Regions from separate parts of the Homo sapiens genome. Here all the other regions are linked to region 1. Evidence: chromatin contacts called from ENCODE Hi-C or POLR2A ChIA-PET data. All regions are on one chromosome and are shown on one strand. Each heading gives the region's core, a stretch centred on a gene start or an enhancer-like site at or near the end of the contact. The rest is flanking DNA. Distances are from core to core; before and after follow the strand shown. Region 1 holds the start of AMPD3 (adenosine monophosphate deaminase 3). Region 2 overlaps IRAG1 (inositol 1,4,5-triphosphate receptor associated 1). Region 3 overlaps IRAG1 (inositol 1,4,5-triphosphate receptor associated 1).

Region 1 (4,600 bases), core at 2,101-4,600:
CAGAGCCTCTGTCACTTCACACCTCTAGGAGTGTTGACAGCAGGTCTGGGGTAGTTGGCCTGGCCTGGCTGCAGCTTCATGGGGCCTGGCTTGCTCTGAGGATGATGGTATGGGGCTGCCCTCTCTAGGAATAATGACACCTGCATAGGTGGTGGCTGGGAGACTCTTTGACCTCTCAGTCCCATCCTTAGCTCAGCCTCTGTCTTCTAAGGTTCTCCTAGCTCTCAGCTAGGTCAAGAAGCTCTTTGAGAGATGAGGTTTTTTGTAGTTGTTTTTTTTTGCCTCTACACTGACTGGATCACTCTTCAAATGGCCTCAAAATCTGTCTCAGGTCTTGAAAATGTCATGGGCAGATAACATGTAGCCTTCGGGTTAACAGGGAGATACCCTTTCTCCCCTAAAGCTGCCCATTGGCCTCCATGATTCTTCCACCAAGTATAATAATCTCTTAGTTCTTCTGTATGCTGGTTGCATATCTAGGACAACAGACAATTGCTTTGGGCTTTTGATTTGTAAGGAACTGACTGGGGCATGGGAGGATGAGCTCATGGCTGGAGTCCTGGCTGTGTACAGTCACCGAGAAGTACCATTCATAGGGGAGAAGGATGTTCCTCCTCCTGATCTGGCTTCACATTTAAATATGTTTTCCTTCTTCCTGCACCCAGGTAATAGAAACTTGGGAGAGTGCCAGGCACATGGTGGTGCTCAATAAATAAGGTTGAATAAAAGGATTCAGTGTCTAGATAAAACTTCATGTTCATTTTCCTAGTTCTTCTCTCTCGTATCTGATATCATAATGATGATGACAATGATGTTGGCAGATAATGCTTATAAAACACATACTCTATGCCAGGTACCAGTCTAAACACTTCACTTATGCTCATTGTCATGGCAACCTATGAGATTGGCTTTTTATTATCCACACTTCATAGGGAATAAAACCGAGCCACAGAAAAGTTATTTAACTTGCCCAAGGTCATACAACTAAGTGGTGGAACAGGATTCAAATGCAGGGAGTCTAGCTGGAGTTTTTTTTGTTGTTGTTTGTTTGTTTGAAATGGAGTCTCACTCTGTCACCCAGGCTGGAGTGCAGTGGCACAATCTCAGCTCACTGCAACCTCCACCTCCCGGGTTCAAGCGATTCTCCTGCCTCAGCTTCCCAAGTAGCTGGGATTACAGGCGCCCGCTACCATGCCAGGCTAATTTTTGTGTTTTTAGTAGAGATGGGGTTTCCCCATGTTGGCCAGGCTGGTCTCAAAACTCCTGACCTCAAGTGGTCTGGCCGCCTCGGCCTCCCAAAGCGCTGGGATTACAGGCGTGAGCCACCACACTCAGCCTGAGTCTACGTTTTTAGCCATACACTCTACTCATTCCTGAGATTGCCATAGGTGGATTGATCTATTATAAATAGCTAGTTCACTTGTTCATTGTTTTATGCATTCATTCATTCAACAAATACTTGCTGAATGTCGACCATATTTCAGGTATGGGGATACAACTGTGAATGAGACAGGCGAGATTTGTCATGGAGCTGGTATTTAGCAAGTGAATCCCCTTTGTCCAACTCCTTGTGTGAGTCACACACACCTCACAAATGAGAAGAAAAATGAACCCCTCTATGCAAGCTCATGCCTGGCTTTTGGGGAGGAGAGTGATATCTTTCTTTTTCTTTTTCTTTTTTTTTTTCTTGAGATAAAGTCTTGCTCTGTCGCCAGGCTGGAGTGCAGTGCAGTGGTGCAATGTCAGCTCACTGCAACTTCTGCCTCCTGGGTTCAAGTGATTCCCCTGCCTCAGCCTCTCAAGTAGGTGGGACTACAGGTGCGCACCACCATGCCCAGCTAATTTTTTGTGTTTTAGTAGAGATGGGGTTTCACCACGTTGGCTAGGATGGTCTCAATCTCCTGACCTTGTGATCCACCTGCCTCGGGCTCCCAAAGTGCTGGGATTACAGGCATGAGCCACCATGCCCGGCCGATATCTTTCTTGATGAGACATAATTTGATTCCGTCCTCTCCTGTCTTTTAGAGTTTGTAAGGGGTGCTTAAGTGATAAAAGGGGATGCAGTCTAGTCTCGGGCAGGAGAAGCGGGCCCTGTATCTGGTTATCATAAATTGTCTTGATGTTTGTTCGAAAGGGAAATAAGGCTTTGAGCTTGGGATCAGTGCTCTTCAGTCCACAGAGACATCTTGGCTGCAAGAAGCAGCAACAAGTTAGGCTCAAGGTGGAATTGTGAGGTCCTGAGAAGAGCTTGCTCTTCTGGGACAGAACTGTATTTTTCTTCTAAACTGCCCATGTTCTGGGGAGTCTTCCCGCCTTTTGGCTTCAGCAGGACCCTTGGTCATTGTTACAACCTGTGTCATCTTAGTGGAGCTGCTGCTGGTTTCTGTCTGAACCCGATGCAATGGGTCTCATACCTGTAAACTGGGCTCCAGGAAGGCAGCTTTCTCTAAGTTGGAAAATGAAGACTCAAGGTGGAGGGTGTTTCCCAAAGCCGATACCACAAGATATTAATAGGTGTTTTTTTCCTATGACAGCAGTTCTAGGATGGTCAAATAAGTGCGTCGGGTTAAACAAAGTTAAGCAGCTTTCTTTACTGCAGGACTTCTCAGGTGTTGAATTTGCTAGTAGAAACTGTGCATGAATACCCATAAGGGACTACAGGATGCAGTGTTTTCCAAGCCTTCTGACCTTTCATGTTCTGCAGACTGCACTTTGAAAAATGCTTGTTTAGACTAAGGCTAGCTGGGATCCGGTTAAAGGTGCAGAATAAAATTCCCTGAACGTGTCGGACTTAAATCCTTGGGCTGGAATCCTCCCACTGCAGTCCCCACTCTACCTCCCCTTTCCCCAAAACACTAGCAGAAAAAGTCATCTGCCCCTCCTCCTTCTGGCAGAATAGTACTAAGGGCTTGGATTTTTTTCTCATACTGTAAGTTCATTTAATTGTTTAATGAATAAATATTACCCTCCCTCTAGGTTGCTTGTAGCCTGCTGGTTGCACTGTTTATGAAACAGCTGTGAGGACAGGTGGGCCGTAATCTCTGGGTAGCTAAAGCCCAGCAGCAGCCCGAGGATCATGTGTCAACCCTGTAATACTGCTCTGTGCACACAGGAATTATGATGTGAGCTCAGTAAGACACAACCTCACGATTGGACATGCGGAGGTGACTCAGGCCCAAGTCAGGGTTACAGCTAGCCTCCCGGTAAACAACTGACCCATCCTTCCTGAGCTCTTCTCCCCAGGATTTCAACAGCACCACAGAAATAGCCATTTTGCTCATGGTTATTTCCCAGGACCACAGGATTTGCCTAAGTCACTGGGAGGCTATGTGTCTGTTCTGAGCCTTCCCACTCTCCTAAAGGGCAGATGAAGATCAGAGCTTTGCACCCTGTGATGCCATTTTAATCAACCCTGCTTGGTTTTAGAGGATTGCTCCTGTGGGTCACTTGAGGCAGGCTCCACCTTCCCCAGGAGGAGTGGCAGAGTCCAGCCAGCGCTCGGAGCTGGAGGCCCACGTGGGAGCAGTGAGCGGCTGTAAGCAGGGGAGGGTTTGGGGTGGGCTCCGGTGGGTCAGTTGGGGTGTACTCCTTTTCTGTGTGTGTGGATGGGGGTGGGGGTTCTGGTAAAGCTTATCAGGCTTCGCAGTCACCTGTGATGTGGGCTTCCTTCTGGGAAGAAAGGAAGGAGTGGGATGGGGCTGTCAGCTTTTCATCCTAGCCTGCCCCTGTCCTCTGTCCGCCTCTGTGCTGAGGCAGTTCCTGCTCCCTGAGTCTCTGTCCTTTCCTGGGAAAGGTGGAAGCAGTTCATGGTCTTTCCCTTTCAGAGGAGGAGGGGATGGAGGGGATTGTATTAGCAACTGGGATTGAAGCTCCCCCTGGCAGTTATGGGGTGCCCTTGGGAGGGCTGCTTTAGGGGGGCTTTCTGAGAAGAGGCAGGTCGGGCTGTACCTGAGACCAATCCCCTTGATAAAATGCAGCCAGGCCTGAAGCACGTTCAGAACGGAAGCAGCAAAGGTGATGATATCGCTCGTTGCTACTCAGCTTTCAGGAGGAGGCTGGGCGTTAGAGGGAGGCTGTGGCTTATCTCCTGCAGCTGGGCAGGACGGCTGAGTTTACTGTTGTAAAGAGGAAGCCGCCGCTTTAGTTTCCTCTTGTGAGGGCTGTGAAGAGGGCCAGGACACTGCATTCAGGATACCACAGCCATTTTGTTTTGGATAACTGGGATTACCTGGGGACTTCAGGGCTCTTGGAAATTTTCCACTCATATTTCATATTCACGAGAGAATTTCCAGCCCAGGCTTTTCCTGCTCTGGCTCACTGCTGCTCACAGATATGCAAAACAGAGACCTCCTACTCCAGCCGGCAGACAGGACCCAGCCAGCTGCACGCACGCACTGACTCAGCTGAGCCTCCTGGGTGGCAGGCAGCACCTCACCCGGGTGCATCACTTGAGTGGCATCTTCAGGACCAGTCATGGAGCCAGGCTCAGGTCTGTGTCGGGGCTTCTGCAAGGGGAGTCTGGCAAGAGTAGGAACCAGCTTCCTTCGTATAACGAGGGGATTTCAGTGGCACTGGGCTTCCTTTCTGGAGGGACTGTGGC
Region 2 (4,600 bases), core at 992-3,491, 200 kb after region 1:
GAAAGAGATTAGGTTGCTATTAATACCACGGGTCTATCTCTAGATGGACAACTGATGGGGGGAATTGTTGGGGGTGACTGCACGTGGAGCTCTCTTAGCCCTTCTGCAAATCCAGAGGGTGATGGAGGGACACTGAGAACTCACCAGTCTTACCCCTGCACCCATTTTTACCAATGGGGAACCGAGGCCCAGAGGGGCAGGCATGTGACCAAGGCCACATCTATGAGTGAGGGGCAGAGTCAGAAAAGTCCCCAGAGCACCCATGCCCCGAGCCCGGCTGCATGTGGCAGCTTTCTGACTTTTCATTTTGACGGTTTTGCTCATAGTAAAGGGTAAGCCATTGTGTCTGTGCTGTGAAAGCAGGCGTCCTTCGGCAGTGACTCGTCATTGTTCTTGCTCTCATGCTCTCATGGTCACTCTCGCAGGAGAGAGGATGCTCCCCACAGGAGATCTGCTGAAAGTGCTGGGAGGTGCCTCTGGGGGTCCCCTGGGCCTGGCCAACTGCAGAGCTGGGTTCCGCGACTCCACAAGTGAGCCGGATGGGAAGCCTGCCTTGGGAAAGCCCCATCCTGCTTCCTAACCTTGGCCTGCTCACGGGGCTTTGTTGCTTGGCAGATTCCGTTCTAATCCTTCCTCTGCCTCTCCCTTGCTGGATAAATCTCCCCTGGCCTCAGTTCCCTCATTTGAAAATGGAGGTAATAGCACCCACCTTTTAGCGTTGTTGTAACGATTAAATCAGGAAATACATGCAAGGTGCTGGTACATAGAGTCCACTCAGTGCCCTCGCCATTCTCCAAACAGGGCAGCTGAGTTCTCTAAGCATGCACAGCATCAACAAAACCAAGCCAAGGCTCAGAGAGACTCTGGTGTTCATCCTAGTGGCTCAGAGCTCCCAGATTTGTCTCCTGCAAGTAAAAGAGACTCAGTCCTGGTCTTTGCTGTGGACAGTCCCAGGTCTGTGCTGGGCTTGCCCCATGTCTGTGCTGTGCTCAGTCCCAGGTCCGTGCTGTGGTCAGTCCCAGGTCTGTGCTGTGGTCAGTCCCAGGTCAGTGCTGTGGTCAGTCCCAGGTCCGTGCTGTGGTCAGTCCCAGGTCCGTGCTGTGCTTGCCCCGTGTCTGTGCTGTGCTCAGTCCTAGGTCTGTGCTGTGGTTACCCCATGTCTGTGCTGTGCTCACCCCATGTCTGTGCCGTGCTCAGTCCTAGGTCTGTGCTGTGGTTACCCCATGTCTGTGCTGTGCTCACCCCATGTCTGTGCTGTGCTCAGTCCCAGGTCTGTGCTATGGCTGCCCAAGGTCTGTGCTGTGGCTGCCCAACGTCTGTGCTGTGCTCAGTCCCAGGTCTGTGCTGTGCTTGCCCCAGATCTGTGCTGTGCTTAGTCCCAGGTCTGGGCTGTGCTCAGTCCCAGGTTGGTCTGGTTTCAAAGCCCCAGTTCTTTCCACTATCCCTGTACTCATGATGACTCCCCCAAAACAGAGGTTTTTGTTCCACAGGTGAGACATGAGGCCTAGTGTGGAATCCCTCCTGGAAGAGAGCCAGCCACAGTGTCTGGCCAAGTAGGTATTTGTGCTGTGCTGAACAAGTGGGTAAGTGAGTGACTGAAGGGGGTACAGCCACCCCCCAGTGTGTGGTGGAAGCCCCAGGATTCTCTCCTGAAAGTGGATCTAGATTGAAGGGAATTGTGCAGGAGCAGGAATGGTGAAGGGCGGAGATGCAGGGAGAAAGCCTCGGTGGCAACAGAAAAGGGAGGATGAGGAAGTGGAAGTCACTTCCCCCAAGACTGTGTCCCCTAAACAAAGTCACGTTTCGGGAGGCTGGCCCTGAGAACCCCGACAATCCTGGGGTTTGCACCTCTGTGGGAAACCTTCTTAGGGCCCGATTTTCTCCAGCCCTGCTCTCCGCTCCTGTGGAGCTCGTATAGGCTTTGTTGGCTGGGGGTGCCCTGGGAAGGAGCCAGCACCTGCTCAGACCAATGACAGGAAATAAGCCTAAACATCTCCCCAGGTTTCCTTTCCAGCTTGTTCACTTCAGGAATTCTTTTTTTAAAAATAGGTCCACTTGAAAAAATTTTTTCTTCTTCAAAATATGTACAATTGCTCAATCGGAGGCAGTTCAAAGGCACCGAGAATAGCAGCAAAGTATCTGAGCCTCCCATTTAGCGCCTAGCAGATATAAATCTTGCCCAGTTCTGTTTGTTCCAGGCTGCTCAGCAGCCTCTTCCCTGAGTCACTCACTCAAGAGTGACATGAGTCATCATCCTGGGGTCAAGGACCACACGGCATTCTGGGTCTGTGAGATCCCATAAAGGGCAGGGCACCGAGGGGTCTCCAGGAAGACATGGAGGATCAGGAACTGTCTCCTAGGCCCTAGGCTTGGCTCTGCCTCCCCACATGGGTGACTTTAGAGAGTCACTAAGCCTGAGAAGTAGGTGGATTTCTGGGCCCTTCTAACTTGTACTTTGGAGGAATCTCTTTAGTGGTGCACAGGAGCCTGCTTGTTCCAGCTCATAAGAGTCTAATGTAATTTTCAAGAATTCTGTGAACTGGTGGTTAAACACAGACATTATTAAAAAATAAATTACATGAACTCACATTAAACAAAAAGGAGATAAATACTCAAAATAACTGCTTTTTAATTATTTTACTACATTTTACTATTATCTATGCTCTTCTGAAGATTTATTTCTATTGTCTCTGCATAGCGGAAACTATATAATGATTTGCTACTGCCCATCTCTTCTCAGTTCCATGATCAGTGAGGGTGAGTTAGTAGCTTGCCATTGGTCATAGTGGGAGTATCTATACCATGGAAATTGGCAAACACTATGTACATATCAGGGCCTTTTCCCCCCAGAGAGCTGGCCGTGGAACATTGCCAGCACACCACTGAGCTACTCAGCCCCAGGCTCCCTGATTCTTGCTCCTACCAGGGTGCAGAAGGAACACAGATGACTTTAGTATCACCCCAAGATAGCACAGTTATGGAGACTTCATTGCCAATTGTCTTTGGACAACTTTTCCCAAGTGGACTATGAATCCCTTATCCTCAACACATCCCTGACAGAGCTCATTGTTTCTTTCCCTCCCCAGCCCACTCCTCCTGTGCCCCAGAGAATGGCACTCAAGCTACAAACCTAGAAGTCACCGTGACTCCTTCATTTCTGTCACCCTCCACATTCAATTAGATGACTCTGAGTCCCATCAATCCTAGTTCAGAAATGCCCTTCCTCCCATCCCTGGCACCCCTGCCCATGGCTCTGTGTGACCTGAGTCACTGCAACAGCCTCATTTGTCTCCTTACCTCTGGCCTGGTCCCTTCCAATGACCCTCCATAATGATACCAGAGCAGTCTGTCTGAAACACAAATTGGATCATCCTTCCCCTTCATAAACTCCTTGAGGATTGATTCCCTTTTACCATGGGGGGGCCAGTTCTGAGTCAAGCTCCTAGCCCCTCTCTCGAGGCTGATCCCCTCTTTCAACCTTTGTACACCTTATGCCCCAACCACAGTGGACCAAAAGCCAACCTCCAAACATGCCCTGCTTTTTTACACCCTTTGCATACATCCTCCTCCTTATACTTGGGCTGCCTTCTGTCCTCCTTCTATACTTTATGGGTTCCTACTTGTCCTCCAAGACCCAGTTCACATATCTCCTCCTTCATAAACCCATTCCTCCTCTTCACCTCAGGAAAAGTTACTCCCTTCCTGTAGTAGTTTCCTACTGCGTCTGTACCAAATTTCCACATATTTGGTGGCTTAAAACTGCACAAATTCATTATCTTACAATTCTTGAGGTCAGAAGTTCAAAATCCATCTCAGCAGGCTAAAGTCTAAGCATCAGCAGGGCTGTGCTTCTTCAGGAGGCTCTAGGGGAGAATCCATTTCCTGCCATTTCCAGCTTTAGAGGCTGCCTACATTCGTTGGCTGGTGACCCTTTTTTCTCCATCCTCAAAGCCAGCAGAGTCGCTGGCATCTTTTCTCCCCTCTGATCTCTGCTTCCCCCTTCACATTTCCTTCTCCTCTGACTTTCACCGTCCTGCCTCCTTATAAGAACTCATGATTACATTGAACCCGCTCAGTTAATCCAGGGTAATCTCCATCTAAGTATTCCCAATTTAATCATATCTGCAAAGGCCCTTTTGCCATTTAAGGTAACATCTTCATAGGTTCCTGGGTTAGGATGTAGACATCTTGGGGAGGGGGGAGTATTCAGCCTACTGCCCTATCCTCCCAGGGTACTTTGCCCAGAACTCAACCCAACTAGAATTTGAACATCTCAAGAGCAGAGACTCTGCCTTATTCATAGCTTTATGAATATTCTTATAATATTCATATTTTTATGACCTGCCTCCAGTACAGGGTCAAACACAGAATAGGCATTCACTAAATGTTTATTGAGTTAATAAATGAATGACACCGTATTTCTAAAAAGCAGAGAAGAAGGTTTTACATAGGCTGGGTGCAGTTGCCCATGCCTGTAATCCCAGGGCTTTGGGAGATCAAGGCGGGTGGATCACTTGAAGTCAGGAGTTCAAGACCAGCCTGGCCAACATGGTGAAACCCCATCTCTACTAAAAATACAAAACTTAGCCATCATCTGGGT
Region 3 (4,600 bases), core at 1,172-3,671, 190 kb after region 1:
GATTTGACAAACATAAATATCCCTAGCAGACAAGGAGAACCTCATGCTCCTAACAGTCTATGGTTGGGAGTTGTGGTTAAACTATTTGCCCTGAAACCTAATGAAGCCGTGATCCACGTGGCGCAGACTCTGAGAAGGCTCGCCTTACGGAACTGTTCAACAGAAAGAAAACCAGCATAGAAGGAACTTCATTCTTTACTCTCACCTCTCAAAGAACATGAAAGGGGAACAAATCTTCACTCCCATCCTGACCTCTCCTCTGCCCTTTTCTCTTTCCTTAACGATTCTCACGCCCCCTCTCTGATGACTCTTCCCCTGCTTGCCTCCCTGCCCAGATCCTCTGTCTACCTTCTTTCTCTTTTTCTCCTGCTCCAGCCTTTACTCCCCCAGCTCCATCCAGTTATTTTTTGTGCAGATTGTCTTCATTTGTTTGTATGATTGACTCACAAACATTTACTGAAGAGTCTTACAGAGCAAAGACCTTCTTGGAGAAGAGAGGGGCACTGGGCTGGCAATGATCAGATTCTGTTTGGCGTCCAAGAAAGGGATGTGGTCTGTGAACACTCCCACATTATTGGACCTTATTCTGTCCAATCATCCGGCAAACATTTATTGAATGCCTATTGTGGCCAGGGTCTATGCTAAGGTCTGGGAAGACAAAGGTGAACTGAGCGGGCCTCTGCAATGCTTCCCATTCATTAGCATGAAGGAATGGGGAGAGAAGGGGAAGTAACCTCCACTGCTATTACTAATAGTGCCCTCGGTGTTGATACCTACCAGGTAAATGGGTACAAGGCACGGGAGTGAGCTGCCTTCTGATAGGAGCTTTCTCTGCTTGCTGGCTAATGGTTACCTGAAGCAAAGCTCTCCTGACTGTAGGCATCTCACTGGGGAGGAGGACCATGGCAGAGGTGCCCATACAAAAAGGCAGAAACAAGCCATGGGTGGCAAGTGCCAAGCAGGTAACCGCAGACACTCACAATTCCAAGTGGCTTACAAAGCAGGAAGCATAAAGCGATTAGGAGGAAATCCTCTAATCCCTTGATGGAACATCCTGGAAGGTTCTTCACACTTGCCTTCTAATGTGTGCAAAATACACAACTCATAAAATCATAGTGTTCTTTCCCTCATCAGCTGACAGAATCGTTGAGCAAGCTCTGGGCAACTTCTCCTTTTCTGCAAAACTGTTTTGGTGGGAACATTCAGGTCTTGTGGGGGCTGTTTTTCACTCTATCAGGGACTGGGGAGACAGTAATCCAGGAGAGAGTGTGTGGGAAGATTCTAGGGGCCCTCTGGGGTGAATTCTGCCAGATTTTCATGCAGTGCACACACGCATCCCTGCTCCCATTCTGAGCTGTCAAACACAAGGCAGGCCTTCAAGAAAGCTTGGGAGAGCAGTAAGACCAAATAGCGTTGGCCAGACAACCTACTGGCTTAGGGGCTTCAGGGCCTCAGGCTCAGAAGCCACACTACCTTATGGTATACTTTTTAGCTGGATAACCTTGGGCAAGTTACCTTGCCTCTCTGTGCCTCAGTTACCTAATCTATAATGGAACTATCTCACAGGGTAGTTATAAGAATTAAACAAGTTGATATAGAAATAGGATTTCTGGATAAAGCACAGGATGCCCCAGTTATATTTGAATTTCAAATGTACAACAGATAATTTTTAGTATGTGTGTCTCAAATATTCCATGGACATAACTGTATTCTCTCTCTCTCTCTCGACTGAATCTTGCTATGTGCCCAGGCTGGTCTCAAATTTCTGGGCTCAGGTGATCCTCTCACCTGAGTAGCTGGGACTGCAGGTGTGAGCCACCATGTACAGCATATAATCATATTTTCATTTTCCAAATCTGGCAGCCCTAGATGGCAAGCCTGTGGAAGTGCACCTAGCACTGAGCAAATGCTCACTAAGCATTAGATGTTATGTTCCCTTATTATTCCCTTCGGGATTGAATTAATGACTTTGGCATTTGGTTTTGAAAAGATGGTTGCTCTTAGTTCTGGGTCTCCTCAACCATCTGGAGTTAAATTGGGAGAGCCCAGCCACTGTGGTCACGGCGCAATGGAGCATCTCTCCTGGGGCATCTGACCACATAAGCCCAAGTGATCAAGGACCCACCACCAAGGCCACCTTCACCCGGCTCCACTCCCTCTCACCCTCTGCCTCTCAAACCAATCAATGCCCTTTGTGGGTTACAGACATGGAAGCACAGAAACAAACATGGCTAGAGGGAATTGGCAGTTACTCAGGCCCACTGTGTGGTGGGCCCTGTCCCAGACCCCCCTCGTGTTTTCTCACCGAATCCTCCCAGAAACTCAGTGGGTAAACCTGAGGACACCACCTACAAATTGGGGGTGATAATGCCTCCCAAACTCATAGAATTGTGAAGAGGAAACGAGAAGATGAAAGTGAAGGCCATGAGCATGGGGTAGAAGATTGATATCTTTCTTTTTTCTCTTCTGCTTTTCTATTTTGATCTCCACTTTATCAATGCAAAAACTGACTTGTCCAGGGCTGTGCCGCTTGTAAATAGGGGAAGTGACTGAACACAGGCTGTGTCCTTCCCACGACACCACGCTACTCTTAAAGCTGCATCCCCAGTTTTTGGTCTCACCTCCCCTGGTTCCTGGTGCCCTGCTGGCCTCTGACACTCTTATTCTTCCAAGCTGCACTCTCCTTCACAGAAGGTACCTCTTCCTCCAGGAAGCCCTCAAACCAGCACAAGGCTGAACACACAGCTGGAGAAAAGGACAGCATGGGCAGAGGATGCCCTTGGCTCACTGCCCTTCTCACTCCTCCATGGGCCCAGCCTCCCTGGGGGTCCATTTCCCTTCCCTGGAATCAGCCAAGCACTGAGGGCTGGGTCATCTCCCAGCAAGCTCACCCTCTAATAAGCCAGCAGGCCACATTTTGTTCTCCTTAAATAAATCTTATAGAAACATTTAAATGTTTATTTCACTCATAGATTCTCAGGAATGCACAATAGTTTTCCTAACCGCCTGGGCACAGGGATAAATATAGGCCAGTGTCATAGATGGGAATATTAGCTTCCTTTCCCCAGAGTCACATGGCTAGGCCCAGGCTAGGAAACTGTAAGGAACACCCCCAGCCCCAGCTCCAGCCCACTCCAGCTCAGGCAGGCATGGGGGGTTTAGATCCTGTAGATGGGCGCTGGCAGACAGCCCAGGAGAGGAGGACCCTGCTGGAAGGCAATGTGGGCTAGTGAAGAAGTCGGGTAGGCCTAGACCAGAATCCCACCTGGGTGACCTTGGGCAAGTTACTAGTTACTAAACTTCTCTTTCATGGTCTAAAACATTACATAGAGCTAATAATCACTATTCTCTAGGCTTGTTTTAAGTATTAAATGAGAGAAAGCAATAATAATGACGGTGAAAGTGGTGGTGGTGGGTGCGTGCTGTGAGACTGTATCCCCAGATCCCTGTCTTGTAGCCTGGAGGGCAAACAGGGACTGCCTTGGTAGAGAGGAGATCCAGCAGCAAAAGCAGCCAGTGCTCTTACAACAGGATAAAAGGACTCTCTGGGCCGGGCACGGTGGCTCACGCCTGTAATCCCAGCACTTTGGGAGGCCGAGGCATGGCCTCGGTGGATCACAAGGTCAGGAGATCGAGACCATCTTGGCTAACACAGTGAAACCCCGTCTCTACTAAAAATACAAAAGCAAAATTAGCCGGGCATGGTGGCGGGCACCTGTAGTCCCAGCTACTCGGGAAGCTGAGGCGGGAGAATGGCGTGAACCCAGGAGGCGGAGCTTACAGTGAGCCTGATCGTGCCACTGCACTCCTCCAGCCTGGGCGACAGAGTGAGACTCCGTCTCAAAAAAAAAAAAAAAAAAAAAAAGGACTCTCTGGGGACTTGAAAGAAAATGATTATCCCAGCGGCAAGTCCTAGGGGCACAGGAGAGAGCAGAAGTGCCTCTGCTGAGTTCTGCTGGACATGGGGCTCCTCCCTGCCAAGCATAGAGGGCCAGTTCCCTGGCTCCCCAAAGGCTCCCCGGTGTCTTCCCTATAGGCCCTCCCTTGCACCAAGGGCCTGCTCTGCCTCTGGTGGATCCTCTTTCCTGCCATTGTCCATTTATTTCTAGAAGTCAGATATAAAGAACAACTGCCTTGTTCATCACTGTTTTTACTCTCATGCCAACAGACTCTGGGAGTGTGGAAAAGCACACAATATATGTTAGCTTTATTCCAAGGAGAGTAACTCAGCTAGTCGTTCATCCGTCATATCTACTATCCTCCCTTCCTTCCTCCCTTCCTAACACTACTCCACCCTCCATTTCTTCTGCCTTTTAATGCAGTCATTTAGTCATCTAGCCAGCCAATTATCTACCCAACCTATCACAACACAATCAAGCATCCATCCACCTTTCCATCCATCCATCCCTCCCTCCCTCCCTAAGCTCCGACCGCATGCTGGAGCCTATGCTTATGGGTGGAGATACACATGTGAAAGGCACAGTCTGTGGCCCGCAAGTAGCTCACACATAGCCTGATGTGTGGAGACAGAAAAACAAAGAACAGCAATCTGTTTCATTGCTCACAATAGGAACTAAGGGAAAACAATTTTTATATGCAT

Evidence for each region. A loop is a pair of places that touch in the nucleus more often than their neighbours do. ChIA-PET counts read pairs that join two places held with the same protein, here RNA polymerase II (POLR2A). Pooled maps may share reads with other maps.
Region 2: a loop to region 1 is called in a map with no recorded cell type, with 8 times the contacts of the local background. The contact joins the enhancer-like site here to the promoter of AMPD3 in region 1. A Hi-C loop is called at or near these places in 1 of 168 maps with a recorded cell type or tissue (K562), 10 of 37 single-sample maps with no recorded cell type and 12 of 50 pooled maps. POLR2A ChIA-PET finds 5 or more read pairs at or near these places in 3 of 52 experiments (AG04450, activated B cell and activated naive CD4-positive, alpha-beta T cell).
Region 3: a map of B cell shows a loop between it and region 1 (6-fold over the local background). The contact joins the enhancer-like site here to the promoter of AMPD3 in region 1. A Hi-C loop is called at or near these places in 2 of 168 maps with a recorded cell type or tissue (B cell and K562), 12 of 37 single-sample maps with no recorded cell type and 13 of 50 pooled maps. POLR2A ChIA-PET finds 5 or more read pairs at or near these places in 3 of 52 experiments (OCI-LY7, PC-9 and activated B cell).

The regions. Positions count from the first base shown.
Region 1 is chr11:10,451,914-10,456,513 of GRCh38, forward strand. AMPD3 (adenosine monophosphate deaminase 3) reads left to right here and starts at 3,351. Exons shown (of 15, transcript NM_001025389.2): 1 at 3,351-3,535. RefSeq lists an enhancer at 4,226-4,275.
Region 2 is chr11:10,657,675-10,662,274 of GRCh38, forward strand. The region is part of intron 1 of IRAG1 (inositol 1,4,5-triphosphate receptor associated 1); the gene reads right to left. Among named protein-coding and RNA genes, the nearest start is that of IRAG1, 34 kb to the right of the region's middle. RefSeq lists enhancers at 1-372, 1-126, 1,495-2,694 and a silencer at 1,748-2,042. Within about 2 kb of position 2,242, at least 25 of the 41 ENCODE cell types and tissues checked have a DNase peak (open chromatin) inside an H3K27ac peak, as active enhancers do.
Region 3 is chr11:10,639,335-10,643,934 of GRCh38, forward strand. The region is part of intron 2 of IRAG1 (inositol 1,4,5-triphosphate receptor associated 1); the gene reads right to left. Among named protein-coding and RNA genes, the nearest start is that of IRAG1, 52 kb to the right of the region's middle. RefSeq lists enhancers at 2,600-2,649, 2,670-2,849. Within about 2 kb of position 2,422, at least 6 of the 41 ENCODE cell types and tissues checked have a DNase peak (open chromatin) inside an H3K27ac peak, as active enhancers do; they include B cell, where a contact is called at or near this core.